Regions from separate parts of the Homo sapiens genome. Here regions 2 and 3 are each linked to region 1. A link is a contact called in ENCODE Hi-C or POLR2A ChIA-PET data. All regions are on one chromosome and are shown on one strand. The core of a region is the stretch at or near the end of the contact, and the rest is flanking DNA. Distances in the headings are between cores, read along the strand shown.

Region 1 (4,218 bases), core at 1-2,500:
TACTCAGGAGGCTGAGGCAGGAGAATCACTTGAACCCAGGAGGTGGAGCTTGTGGTGAACCGAGATCGCACCATTGCACTCCAGCCTGGGCAACAGGAGCGAAACTCCGTCTCAAAATAAATAAATAAATAAAATAAAATAAAATAAAATAAAATAAAATAATTACAAACTGGAATGAATGTAATAGCTAAAACTATAAAACTACTTAAGAAAATGGGGTAATAAATCTTTGTGACCTTGGATTAGGCAACAATTTCTTAAATAAACACCAAAAGCATAAGCAAGCAAAGAAAAAAACAGATCAAGGCCAGGTGCAGTGGCTCACACCGGTAATCCCAGCACTTTGGGAGGCCGAGGCAGGTGGATAGCCTAAGGTCGGCAGTTCGAGAGCAGCCTGGCCAACATGGTAAAACCCTGTCCCTACTAAAAACACAAAAATTAGCCGGGCATAGTGGTGCACACCTATAATCCCAGCTACTCTGGAAGCTGAAGAAGAAGATTGGCTTGAACCCGGGAGGCAGACGTTGCAGTGGGCTGAGATCATGCCACTGCACTCCAGCCTGGGTGAAAAGAGTGAGACTCCGACTCAAAACAAAAACAAAAAAAATTAGCCAGGCATGGTGGCACATGCCTGTAGTCCCAGCTACTCAGGAGGCTGAGATAGGAGAATTGCTTGAACCTGGGAGGCGGAGGTTGCAGTGAGCCGAGACTGCGCCACTGCACTCCAGCCTGGGTGGCAGACTGAGACTCAGTCTCAAAAAGAAAAGAATTTAAGAAAGAAGTCCAAGTGTGCAATAAGGAATATGTCCCAACAGGGCAGGAAAGGAAGAAAGGACCCACAGGTGCAGGGAGCGGTGAGGGCCTGTGGGAAGGGGACACAGACGCACATACACGCACACATGCACATACATGCACACATGCACACGCACACACATACATGCACACATGCACACGCACACACATGCACACGCACACACATGCAGATACACACATGCATACACGCACACACACGCACAGGCCCTCAGAGGACACCACAGAACACCTGCGGGACACAGCAAGGAAGGGGTGAGGTGGCTGGAGGGGAGGGTACACCTGGGGGACCCCAGCACGGTGGAGGGACAGCCTGGGGTCCACCCGAGTAGTAGGCCGCCCCTCTTCCTTGCCCCTTCTCCCTTCTCCCTGCCGGGTGCTCCCCGCAGGGCATAGAGTGATCGCTTTCCCCGCAGCAGGTGGGCGGGCAGGAGCCAGGCCGGTAAACAGGAAGCTCTGCGCAGGCGGGCGGAGCATCCAGAACTCCGCAGGCCCTGAGGTGTTGGGTCGTTTCCCAGGGCCCCAATGTCCAGGGAGAAAGAGGCTCCACTCTCAGCACCAAGCTCCCGGGCGGGCCGGGGCAGGAGGCTGTGGGGCGTGGCCAGCCCGCAGGTGGCGGGGCCGACGGGATGGGTCAGGGTGCACAGAGCACACGCCAGCCCCTGGGGGAAGCCCGGCCCGTGCGGGCTGCGGGAGATCCTGATGGGCCCCGAGCTGAGGCTCCCGCAGCCAGGGTCTGCGCGTGGTCCCCACCTCCTTGCGCGCTCCGTCTCCAGCACAGCAGAGGTGGACGCCCCTCGCGGCTGGCTCCCCAGCGTCCCTGTCCTCCAGGGGCGCAGCGTCCCTCCGGGGAGTACAGTGTCCCTGAAGGGAATTCCTTCCAGAGCCTGAGGTTAGGCCGTGGTGGGAAACAGAGCGGGGTGCCGCAGGGGAGCCCGCAGGAGCTCCTGTTCCTCACCTGCGAGGGGGGGACGGCCTCTGGCCCCCTGCTGTGGGCGGGGAGGGATCTAGAAGACCGGAAGGCTATTTCCAGGGCAGCACCCCCAGGACTCTGGGGCACACACGTCCCCAGGCAGCTCCGGTGAGGCCACCCTCGCCCCCTGGTTTCAACTCCTGCTGTGAGCACCTGGCCTTTCCCTGGTCCACTGAGAGCCGCGTGTGTTTTTTGCGGTTTTGCTGGTGATTCTGCTGCTGAAATTGCCCCCCCAGGCATTGTCCTCAGGTGGTTTCGTGTCCCTCAGGGCTAGAGACCCGGATGAGCCCCATGGAGAAACCCGTAGTGAGAGAAGCTTTGCTCAAACAGGACTGAGAGCGGAAAGAGAGAGAGAGAGAGGAGAGTGGGGGGAGAACGAGAGCGAGAGACACACCGAGCTGGTGGGCCGGGGGAGGGGGACCCACACCCACGTCGCCATGGCCCCCCACCCCGTTTTTGAGCCCCCACACAGCCGAATACATGCCCCCGGTCCCCCTTCCAGCCTTGTCCCCAACACAGCCTGCAAATGGGCGGGGGCCTGGGAGAGTGCCCGGGATGGGGCTGGGGGGTGGGGGGGGCTTGGCGCACGCGGCCTATGGTCTGTGAGCTCCCTGTGGATAAATCAACAACACGGGTGTCTTTAAAATTTTCTTAGGATCTCACTCTGTCGCCCAGGCTGGAGTGCAGTGGTGCAATCACGGCTCACTGCAGCCTCAAACTCCTGGGCTCAGTAATCCAGTTATTCTCCCACCTCAGCCTCCCAAAGTGCTGGGATTACAGGTGTGAGCCACCGCACCCAGCCCTAAAATAACACGCCTTGAAATAAAAACGAACATACAACAAGGTCACGTATCGACTGGCTGATGGAAACATCATGCCCAGAGGCTCACAGGAACCCGACCTTGGGTTTCCCCTGGAGCCAGGGCTCAGTGTGCGCCTGAAGTGTCTGCAGCAGCTTCACAAAGGAACTACCACAAACAGGCCTGGCGCAGTGGCTCATGCCTGTAACCCCAGCACTTTGGGAGGCTGAGGTGGCTGGATCACAAGGTCAGGAGTTCGAGACCCACCTGGCCAACATGGTGAAACCCTGTCTCTACTAAAAATACAAAAATTAGCCGGGTGTGGTGGCGGGCGCCTGTAATCCCAGCTACTTGGGAGGCTGAGGCAGCAGAATTGCTTGAAACCGGAAGACAGAGGTTTCGGTGAGCTGAGATCGCGCCACTGCACTCCAGCCTGGACGAGAGGGCAAAACTCCGTCTCAAAAAAATAAAATAATTAAAATAAAATAAAGAACTACCACAAATAATGGAACTGGCTGCTTCAGGCAGAGAGGTACCATGCCAGCAATCAACACGCAAATGGCCTGACATAATCACACACGCACACGCTAACACACACACACTAACTCACATGCACTCTCACACACACAAACTTGCACACACTAACGTACACTCCCCCCCCACACACAGAATGATAAAGACATGGCAAAACGTTAGCAGCTGGTGGATCTCTGTGCGGGCTGTACAGGTCTTCACTGTAGCATTCTTGCCCCTTCTATAGGCTGGAAAGCTTTCCAAATAAACTATTTTTAATAGCCTAATATAATCTGAGCCCCAAGTGTATGGGCCAGAGAAACACCTGGGGTGACAGTCATTATCTCCACAGAGATGGAGAGGGTGAGGTGGGACTCACTTTTTACTCACTGCAAGTCTGATTACTTTTTTTTTTTTTAACTGTGAACATGTTATCATTTGTTCAAGACGAGACATGGCTGTAGCATGAAGGTAAAGGCAGAGGAGTGGAGCAGAATAAAAAGTCCAGAAATAGGCTGGGCGCACTGGCTCACACCTGTAACCCCAGCACATCGAGAAGCCAAGGCAAGAGGATCACTTGAGGCCAGGAGCTCGAGACCAGCCCAGGCAACATGGGAAGACCCTGTCTCCATAAAAGATGAAAAATTAGCTATGCATGGTGGCGCACACCTGCAGTCCCAGCTAGTTGGGAGGCTGGTTTGAACCCAGGAGGTCGAGGCTGCGGTGAGCTACAATCGTGTCACTGAACTCTAGCCTGGGTGATACAGCGAGACCCTGTCTTAAAAAAAAAAAAAAAGAATTGAAATGTGAACAAAAAAGAAGCTAAGTTATAAAAGTCTTAGCAGAATTTAATCATAACCTCAGAACAGGAAGACTTTCCCATTCATGACACCAAACTAGGAAACCAGAAAAGGAAAGAGTGATAAGTTTGACCACATAAACCCCAAAATACCTGCCAGACGTTAACAATCATCGTAGGAGAAGATGGGCAAAGAAGTACCTGCACTTGTGTCACCAATAAATGAGTAGCTGCCATAACAAATAAAGAGCTCCTACGAATCAACAAAATGGTGACAGATAACTGTAGACTGGGAAAGACACAATCATACAGGTCCCAGAAAA
Region 2 (3,816 bases), core at 1,199-3,698, 180 kb after region 1:
TCAATTTCTCCTCTGGAAGGTAATTTTAATAGCAAGCATAATATTCAAGTGATTTTCCACGTCTGATGGAAGAATACAATGGAGAAAGAAAGAAGAGAAAGAGAAAAGAAGGAAGAGCTAGCAGGCAGAGGGGTGGAGTGTGTCCAGAAGTTTGTACTAGCCTGGATCGCTAGCCAAGTCCAGCCGCTTTAACTGAGCCCTGGCAATCAAAACACCACTGAGGATGAAGGAAGCAAAAGAAAAGATCAAATAAAAATTAAATGCTCCATTCTGGGAAATCAGCAGGTCATAGATTCTTTCCCTAATAGGAAATCCATTACTAGTCAAATACTCCACCAGAGAAACCACTCCGAGTGCAGGAAACAGATGCACTCCTCATTCCCACAGCCCTGGTTTCCAAGCCCTGGGTGGTTTCTCTTTGTGATTCCATTAGAAAGGGCACAGCAATATCACAGCACTGGTGGAAGGGTCGGCACTGCCGCTCCACCGCGGGAAGCTGAAACACCAGCCTGGATCTCTCTTCCATGTGCTGAAATGCAGTAGGAACACCGCGGGGGGCAAAGACCCCCCTGAGCTCAGCAGAGGCCCCTCTATGAGGTGCCCAAGGGGTGGTTTGTATCTGTGGGGGCTCAGCAGGGACTGTGAGAAACAAGGTTATAGCAAGCTACCAGCTGGAAACTAACACAAGGGTGACACGCGGAAATGATCAACTGTTGGGGGGGGAATCTGGTCCCCTCAGAGATGCCAGCCCTGGCTCCCGGACTGGGACTCCAGTCTTGGGGGCAGATGGACGGGCTGAAGATAGCAGAGATGCTCCGAGGAGCAGGCCTGGGAGAACAGTGTAGAGTGTGTGTTTGTACACTTGGGGCACAAACTTACCCCGTGTGTGTCCCTACCCTCTGAGCCCTTCTGCCCCTGGCCAGTTCCCAGTGTGTCCCCATCCCCTGCCATCTCTCCTCCAGGATCCTTTCTCTCCCTCCCCTCCCAAACGACCACATATTTAAGACCTAGAAAAGGATCTTAAATATCACAACACTCAGGGCCCTTTCTCCCTCCTCACTGTCCCAGCAGGGTCCCAGTTCCCTGGAAACCCAGGTGCCCACCCTCTTATTTGACCTCAGGACCTCCTCCCACATAATACTGGCTTCCCGCCAAGTCTCTGTCCCCCTTCCCCAGTCAGGCCTCAGTTCCCCACCAACCTCGGTTTCCGCCCCTCCCTGGGGTAACCTCCCAGGTCTCTGTCTTCTCTCCTCCACCCCACATCAGGGGTCAGGTTCCCACCCCTACTCCACACCCCACCCCAGGTCTCTGCCCCTGCCTGCTAGGTACCCTCCCAGGTCTCTGCCTTCTCTCCTACCCCCACCATCAGGGGTCAGTGCCCTCCACACTCGAATGTTGCTGCCCCCTGCCCAGTCGGGAAACTTCCCAGGTCTCTGCCTTCTCCTCCTCCAGCAATCGGGGATTAACGCCCCTCTGCCCTTCCCCTCCTCCTGCCCAGCCAGACACCCTCCCAGGTCTGAATTCTCTCCCCCTACCAGCAATCGGGGTCAGCTCCGCTCTAGCTCTCCCCCTGTCCAGCCAGACACCCTCCCAGGTTTCTGTCTTCTCTCTTACCCCCATCAGGGGCCAATTCCTCACCCCTCGACTGTGGCTTCCTCCTGCCCAGCCAGGAACCCTCGCTGATCTCTGTTTTCTCCTCCCCTACAAGTAATCGGGGGTCAGCTACCCTCTGTCCATCCCCCTGCCCGGCCAGGCACCCTCCCAGGTCTGTGTCTTCTCCTCCCCCCGCAATCGGGGGTCAATGCCCCTCTGCCCTTCCCCTCCTCCTGCCCAGCCAGACACCCTCCTAGGTCTGTGTCTTCTCTTCCCCTACCAGCAATCAGGGGTCAGCTCCCCTCTGCCCATCCCCACCCACTCCCCGGCCAGGCACCTCCCAGGTCTCCTCCCTGCATTGGGTCAGTTCCGTCCCCTCCCCTCCTCGGTCAGACCACCCACCCCCCGCCCGGGTCTGTCCCCTCTCGCTGCCCTCCTCGTGGCGCCCCCATCAGGGGCTGACCCCCCCGACCCCGCACAGGCCCAGGCCCAAACCCAGGCCCCCTCCCACTTCAGGAGCCCCCTCCCGCTCCCGCCGACAGACACCGTTGGCTGCAGAGACGTCTCAGCCGGAGCCCCGGAGCCCGCATCCCGCCCGGTGCCTAACCTGAGGCCGCCCCGCCTGCTTCTCCCGGCGCCGCGGCTTCCCTCAGGCCGGGGTTCCAGGTTGGGGCTGGGACTGGGGCCGGGCCGGGCGCACGCGGCGGGAGAAGGGGTAGGCGGGGTCCCGGCCAGGCTGCAGGGGCCGGGACTGGCGGGGGCTGGCGCGGCGGGGCAGTTACCTGTACTGCGGGCCGCCGCCCTGCGCGAAGTCGAAATACTGACTCGTCGCCATCTTGGCGTCTTCCCCGAGCCTGGCGGACCCGCGACGTCACCCGCCCCGCCCCCGAGCCGCGTGCCGCTCGCGCCTGGCCACGCGCCCCAAGCTCCGCCCCCTGCGCGAAGCCCTCACCTTCTCGCTTCCTTCTCTTAGGCTAGGGAGACACCGCCCCGCGACCACACCTGCCCCGAGGCCCCGCCTCCTACGCAGAGCCCCGCCCTCCTCTTAACCACTCAAATGTGGAGGTCTCTGCTCAAGCCCCGCCCATGCTAGAAGCCCTGCCTCTTTCTCGGAGCCCCACATTCCCTTTAACCACTCAGATGTGGTGGTATCTGATCAAGTCCCGCCCATGCTACAAGCCCCGCCTCTTACTCAGAGCCCTGCCTTCCCTTTACCCACTCAGATGTGATCTCTGCTCAACCCCCACCCATGCCACAAGCCCCGCCTTTTTTTGGAACCGTACCTTCCCTTTAACCATTCAGGTGTGGAGGTCTCTGCTCAAGCCCCACCCATGCCACAAGCCCCGCCTCTTTCTCGGAGCCCCGCCTTCCCTTTACCTGCTCAGATATGGTCTCTGCACAAGCCCTACCTCTGTCTCCGAGCCCCACCTTCTCTTTAACCACTCAGATGTGGAGGTCTCTGCTCAAGCCCCACCACCACCACAGCCAGCTAATTTTTAAATTTTTTGTAGAGACAGTGTCTTGCTATGTTGCCCAGGCTGATGTTGAACTCCTGGCCTCAAATAATCTTGCCTTGGCCTCCAAAAGTGCTGGGATTACAGACGTGAGCCACTGCATCTAGCCTCAGAATGACTCTTCAGAAGGCCCCCATGGTCTCTGCCTCCTGTGTTCACAACGTGATATAAATAAATGATAGGCCGGGCACAGTGGCTCACGTCTGTAATCCCAACATTTTGAGAGGCGGAGGCAGGAGGATCTTGAGCCCTAGGACTTTGAGACTAGCCTGGGCAACATAGCAAGACCCTGTTTCTACAATTTTTTTTTAATTAGCTGGTCATGGTGGTACATGCCTGTGGTCCCAGCTACTCAGGAGGCTAAGGTGGGAGGATCACTTGAGCCTGGGCTGTCAAGGCTGCAGTGATCTGTGACTGTACCACTGCACTCCAGAGTGAGACCCTGTCTCAAAAAAGAGAAAAGAAAGAAAGGGCTGGGCGTGGTGGCTCACGCCTGTAATCCCAGCACTTTGGGAAGGCGAGGTGGGCAGCTCACCCAAGGTCAGGAGTTCAAGAGCAGCCTAGCCAACATGGCAAAACCCTGTCTCTACTAAAAATACAAAAAAAAAAATTAGCCAGGCGTGGTGGGGCACACCTGTAATCCCAGCTACTCGGGAGGCTGAGGCAGGAGAATTACCTAACCCAGGAGGTGGAGGATGCAGCGAGCCGA
Region 3 (4,099 bases), core at 101-2,600, 210 kb before region 1:
AAGGGGGGCTTAGAGGGGACGGAGTTTACAAATCAGGAGGGCTCAGAAGGGGCGGGGCTTATAATGCAGGCAGAGGCTCAGGGGGAGGGGCTTATAAAGGCGGACCTCAGAAGGGCGGGGCTTATGACAAAGGAGTGGCTCAGGGGTGGGGTTTATAAAGGAGAACAAGCTCAGGGGAGGGGCTTATGAAGGAGGAGGTGGCTCAGATGGGGAGGGCTTATAAAGAAGAGTCTGGGGGGTTGGGGCTTACAACAGAGGAGCTGTTGGGGGGAGCTTATAAAAGGAGGCAGAGGCTTAGAGGGAGGGGCTTATAAAGGAGGAGCTCAGAGGGGAGGTGCTTATAAGGGGAGAGGGTCTCAGAGTGGGAGGGGCTTATAAAGGCGGCAGAGGCTCAGGAGGAGGGGCTTATAAAGAAGGAGGAGCTCAGAGGGGAGGGGCTTACAACAGACGAGGGGCTCAGGGAGGGGTCTATAAAGGATGAGTGAGAAGGAGGGGCTTACAGAGGAGGAAGAGGCTCAGATGGGGAGGGGCTTGTGAACTAGGGGGCTCAGAGTGGGAGGGGCTTGTAGAGGAGGCAGAGGCTCAGGGGGAGGGGCTTATAAAGAAGGAGGAGCTCAGAGGGGAGGGGCTTACAGAGGAGGAGGGACTCGGGGAGGGGTTTATAAAGGAGGGAGAGTGAGAAGGAGGTGCTTACAAAGGAGGAAGGGGCTCGGATGGGGAGAGGCTTGTGAACTAGGGGGCTCAGAGGGAGAGGGGCTTATAGAGGAGGCAGAGGCTCAGGGGGAGGGGCTTATAAAGAAGGAGGAGCCCAGAGGGGAGGGGCTTACAGAGGAGGAGGGGCTCGGGGAGGGGTTTATAAAGGAGGAGGAGTGAGAAGGAGCGGTTCACAAAAGAGGCGGGGACTCAGATGGGGAGGGGCTTGTAAAGGAGGCCCGAGCTCAGAGTGGGGCCGAGCTCAAGGCGGGGGGTTCAGCCAGGTGTGCTCAGAAGGGCTGGAGAGGGGAAAGGCTCGGGTGGGCGGTGGGGGGTCCCTTACAGAGGAGGGCAGAGCCCAGCGAGAGGGAGGCCGGGCGGTACTGCGGGGGTTGAGAAGGGCCTCCAAGCCACTCTTCCTTTTCTTCCTGCCCCCTCTCCTTTTTCTCGCCATGGAAAATTGGGAGATGGTGATCACCTGACCAACTCCCCTATCCCGCGACGCCCCCTCCCGCCCCCCTGCACCTACCCTGCTGGGCCTCCACCGGGGAGAGGAGCAGAAACTCCAGCACCAGAAGGGCCCCCAGGGTCTCCATGACGGTCGAGTGAGCCAGCAGCCAGCCAGCGGCGGTCCCGGGTCGGCGTCCACAGGTTTGGTGTGGGCGAGGCCCTGCCTCCCCGTGATAAGGCACAGGCGGTCCCCGGGCGGGGGATGCCTGAGACCTGGGAGCGGGGCCCGCCCCTGGCACCACCTGATTGGGCATCCTGCCCCTCCCCTGCCAGCTCCTGCCCCATCGCTCTCCCTCCGGGAGGCCAGACTCTGGACCTGTGTAACAATTAACTGAGGGAGTCCCTCCTCCCTGCACCCTGCCCTGGGGACCATCAGCCTCAGGGCCACCCCTTTGTGATCCCTGCTGCAGGGGCTGAGCTGAGATGGCTGCGACCTCCCGTCCCGGCCCAGGCCCCGTGCCACTCTGGACACAGGGGGAACTCACAAATACAACTGGAATATCTTAAGAAGGGTGCGCCCACCCAGTGCCTCACACCTGTAATCCCACTACATTGAGAGGCCAACGCGGGCAGATCCTTGAGCCTAACCTGGGCAACTTAGTCAAGCCCTACCTCTACAAAAATAGAAAAATTAGCCAGGCGCGGCGGGCACCTGCAGGCCCAGCTACTAGGGTGTGCTGAAGTGGGAGGATCACTTGAGCCCAGGAGTTTGAGGCTGCAGCCAGTTATGGCCGCACCACCGCACTCCAGCCTGGGTGACAGAGGAAGACCCTGTCTCAAAGGAAATAAAAAAAATTAGAAATACAAAGAGTTACCAAGGCTGGGTACAGTGTCTCACGCCTGTAATCCCAGCACTCTGGGAGGCTAAGGCGGGAGAATCGCTTGAGGCCAGGAGTTCCAGACCAACCTCCTCCCGTCTCTAAAATAAAAAATGTAAAACTTAGCTGAGCATGGTGGCCTGCACCTGTAGTCTCAGCTACTCAAAGAGACTGAGGTGAGAGGATCGCTTGAGCCCAGGAGTTCGAGGCTGCAGCGAGCTACGACTGCACCACTGCATGCACCACCGCACTCCAGCCTGGGCAACAGAACAAGACCTTGTCTCTCAAAGCAAATTTGAGAGTCACCTTTTGTGCTCTCAGAGTACACATGAGGCTCCGTGCTCGGCAATTTCACAGATCGCATTTCCTTTTCTTAACACCCCGTGAAATGGTGCCGGTCTCATTGTGCCCAGGAAAGTCAAGGTCACGCAGCAGGTCTGACCTGGGATTTGAAGCCGGGTCTGCCTCGCCCCCAGCTTATCCTGCCTCGCCCAGGCTCTTGGCCCCTGAGGACCCACAAGCAGCCATGGGAGCACACAGGGACAGGGAAGGTGTGCAGAGGCCACATGCCCGTGGTCCACCTGCAAACCGGGACGCTCTCACGTGGGGATGCCCGGGAGCGTTGATGACTCAGGCTCCAGGCTCTCCTGTCCTCAACCTTGGTCCCTCGGCTGATTAGATAGTGGGCCCTGCCCGGGCGAAGGGGGACCCCGCCCCAGCTGACACGGGAGCAGCCATGGCCCAGACGAGTGGTAGGAAGGCCCGGCGTCATCGCACAGGTGTTTATGGAGCGCCTGCTGAGTCGCTGTCACTTCCTCTCTTCCGGAGGTCTGCGGATGACCGCTGAGCAGACCGGCCACTCAGCAGGATGGGGCTCACACATCCCAGCCCCAGGATGGCCACAGGTCTGCTTGAACCAGCCAGGCAGGCATCTATTAAACTCTGACTGTGTATCCCGTCTTGTGCAGGGCTTGGAAGAGAAGGAGGCCTTGGTGCTGTCTGGGAGCTCTCGATCTGATTAGGAAGTCAGGACCACCCCCCAGAGACAAGCAAACCCAGCAGCCGAGGCGGGGGCTGGAGAAGATTTGGAGGTAGGGGAGCCCAGCAGAGGGGGTGGGGGCAGGACCCGCCTTGGAGATCCTGCCCTCCAAAGTCAGTCAGTTGTCTGGGCTTTTTCTGAGAAAAGCACTCTGTGCTCTGAGACCTTGGCGAAGCCACTTCATCACTGCGTGCCTCGGTTTCCCCATCTGTTAAGTGGGGGCGATCAGTCCTACCTCGGAGGATTAAATGAGATACTGCATAGAAAAAGCCTGCTCTGCACAGCAGCAGGTACACGCTAAGCACTCGGTAAGGTTGGCCGATAATATTACAACGTTTTAAATCGCCCTAGTGTTTCTAATTCACAGTTTGCTGACGGCTTGGCTGAGGCTGAGCCGGGCAGGCTCTGCGTATGTGAAAGTCGCCAGCGTCCAACCCCCGGAACCTGCCGGCTGGGAAGGAGAAAGCCGTCCGCTGCGACCGGGCAGCTCAGGGTTTGCAGAAAGGGCTCCGGCGCGCGTAAGTTCTGTCTACACGACCGCCAAAGCGTCCGGAACCCGGATTCAGGATTCAAGTTGCCATCAGCTTCCAGAAGGAGCTTCGGGATGGGGGGTCCTTGAAGGCAATGGAGGGGCGGCGGGGCTCCGGGGGAGGCGGGGGTTCAGAGGGGGCTCCCTCCCCACCCCCGCCGGCGTCCTCCTCGCCCTGCCAGGCCAGGGCCAGCTGCAGGTCCAGCCCCTCCAAGTCCTCGCCGGTCAGGCTGGGGCGCAGCTCCCGGGGTGCGGCCTCCTGGTCTGGCTTCGGGCCAAACGCCCAGTCTGCGGCAAGGGAGCTGGTGAGGCAACTCCCCGGCCCCGGCCACCCTCCTCTGTCCCCTCCTCAGCTAGGAGAAGCACTAGGATCCCCTGACCACCCACCCAGGGTGACCCAGCATCGGCCCCAGCTGGGTTTCGGTGGGGGCAGCTCACCGGCCAGGTCGTGGGCGAGGTCTTTGATGAGGTGCCCGACGATGGCGTAGGCGACGGCCACCACCACCAGCG

The links. Hi-C counts contacts between places; a loop is a spot of excess contacts on that map. ChIA-PET counts read pairs that join two places held with the same protein, here RNA polymerase II (POLR2A). Pooled maps may share reads with other maps.
Region 2: POLR2A ChIA-PET joins it to region 1 with 11 read pairs in H1. The contact joins the promoter of ZFR2 here to the enhancer-like site in region 1. POLR2A ChIA-PET finds 5 or more read pairs at or near these places in 2 of 52 experiments (H1 and HEK293).
Region 3: a loop to region 1 is called in a pooled map, with 2.7 times the contacts of the local background. The contact joins the promoter of SMIM24 here to the enhancer-like site in region 1. A Hi-C loop is called at or near these places in 1 of 50 pooled maps. POLR2A ChIA-PET finds 5 or more read pairs at or near these places in 2 of 52 experiments (activated CD4-positive, alpha-beta T cell and common myeloid progenitor, CD34-positive).

The regions. Positions count from the first base shown.
Region 1 is chr19:3,686,606-3,690,823 of GRCh38, forward strand. All of the region lies in intron 1 of PIP5K1C (phosphatidylinositol-4-phosphate 5-kinase type 1 gamma), which reads right to left. Among named protein-coding and RNA genes, the nearest start is that of PIP5K1C, 12 kb to the right of the region's middle. RefSeq lists silencers at 1,322-1,521, 1,542-1,751, 1,772-1,821 and enhancers at 2,634-2,703, 2,714-2,793. Within about 2 kb of position 1,251, at least 9 of the 41 ENCODE cell types and tissues checked have a DNase peak (open chromatin) inside an H3K27ac peak, as active enhancers do.
Region 2 is chr19:3,866,590-3,870,405 of GRCh38, forward strand. It overlaps ZFR2 (zinc finger RNA binding protein 2), which reads right to left and starts at 2,449. Exons shown (of 19, transcript NM_015174.2): 1 at 2,376-2,449. The coding sequence starts at 2,428.
Region 3 is chr19:3,479,175-3,483,273 of GRCh38, forward strand. It overlaps SMIM24 (small integral membrane protein 24), which reads right to left and starts at 1,351. Exons shown (of 4, transcript NM_001136503.2): 1 at 1,223-1,351. The coding sequence starts at 1,289. SMIM44 (small integral membrane protein 44) reads right to left here. Exons shown (of 2, transcript NM_001395954.1): 1 at 4,028-4,099; 2 at 2,936-3,877. The coding sequence ends at 3,630. LOC105372246 (a long non-coding RNA gene) reads left to right here and starts at 3,804. Exons shown (of 5, transcript XR_936264.2): 1 at 3,804-4,099. RefSeq lists an enhancer at 4,045-4,099.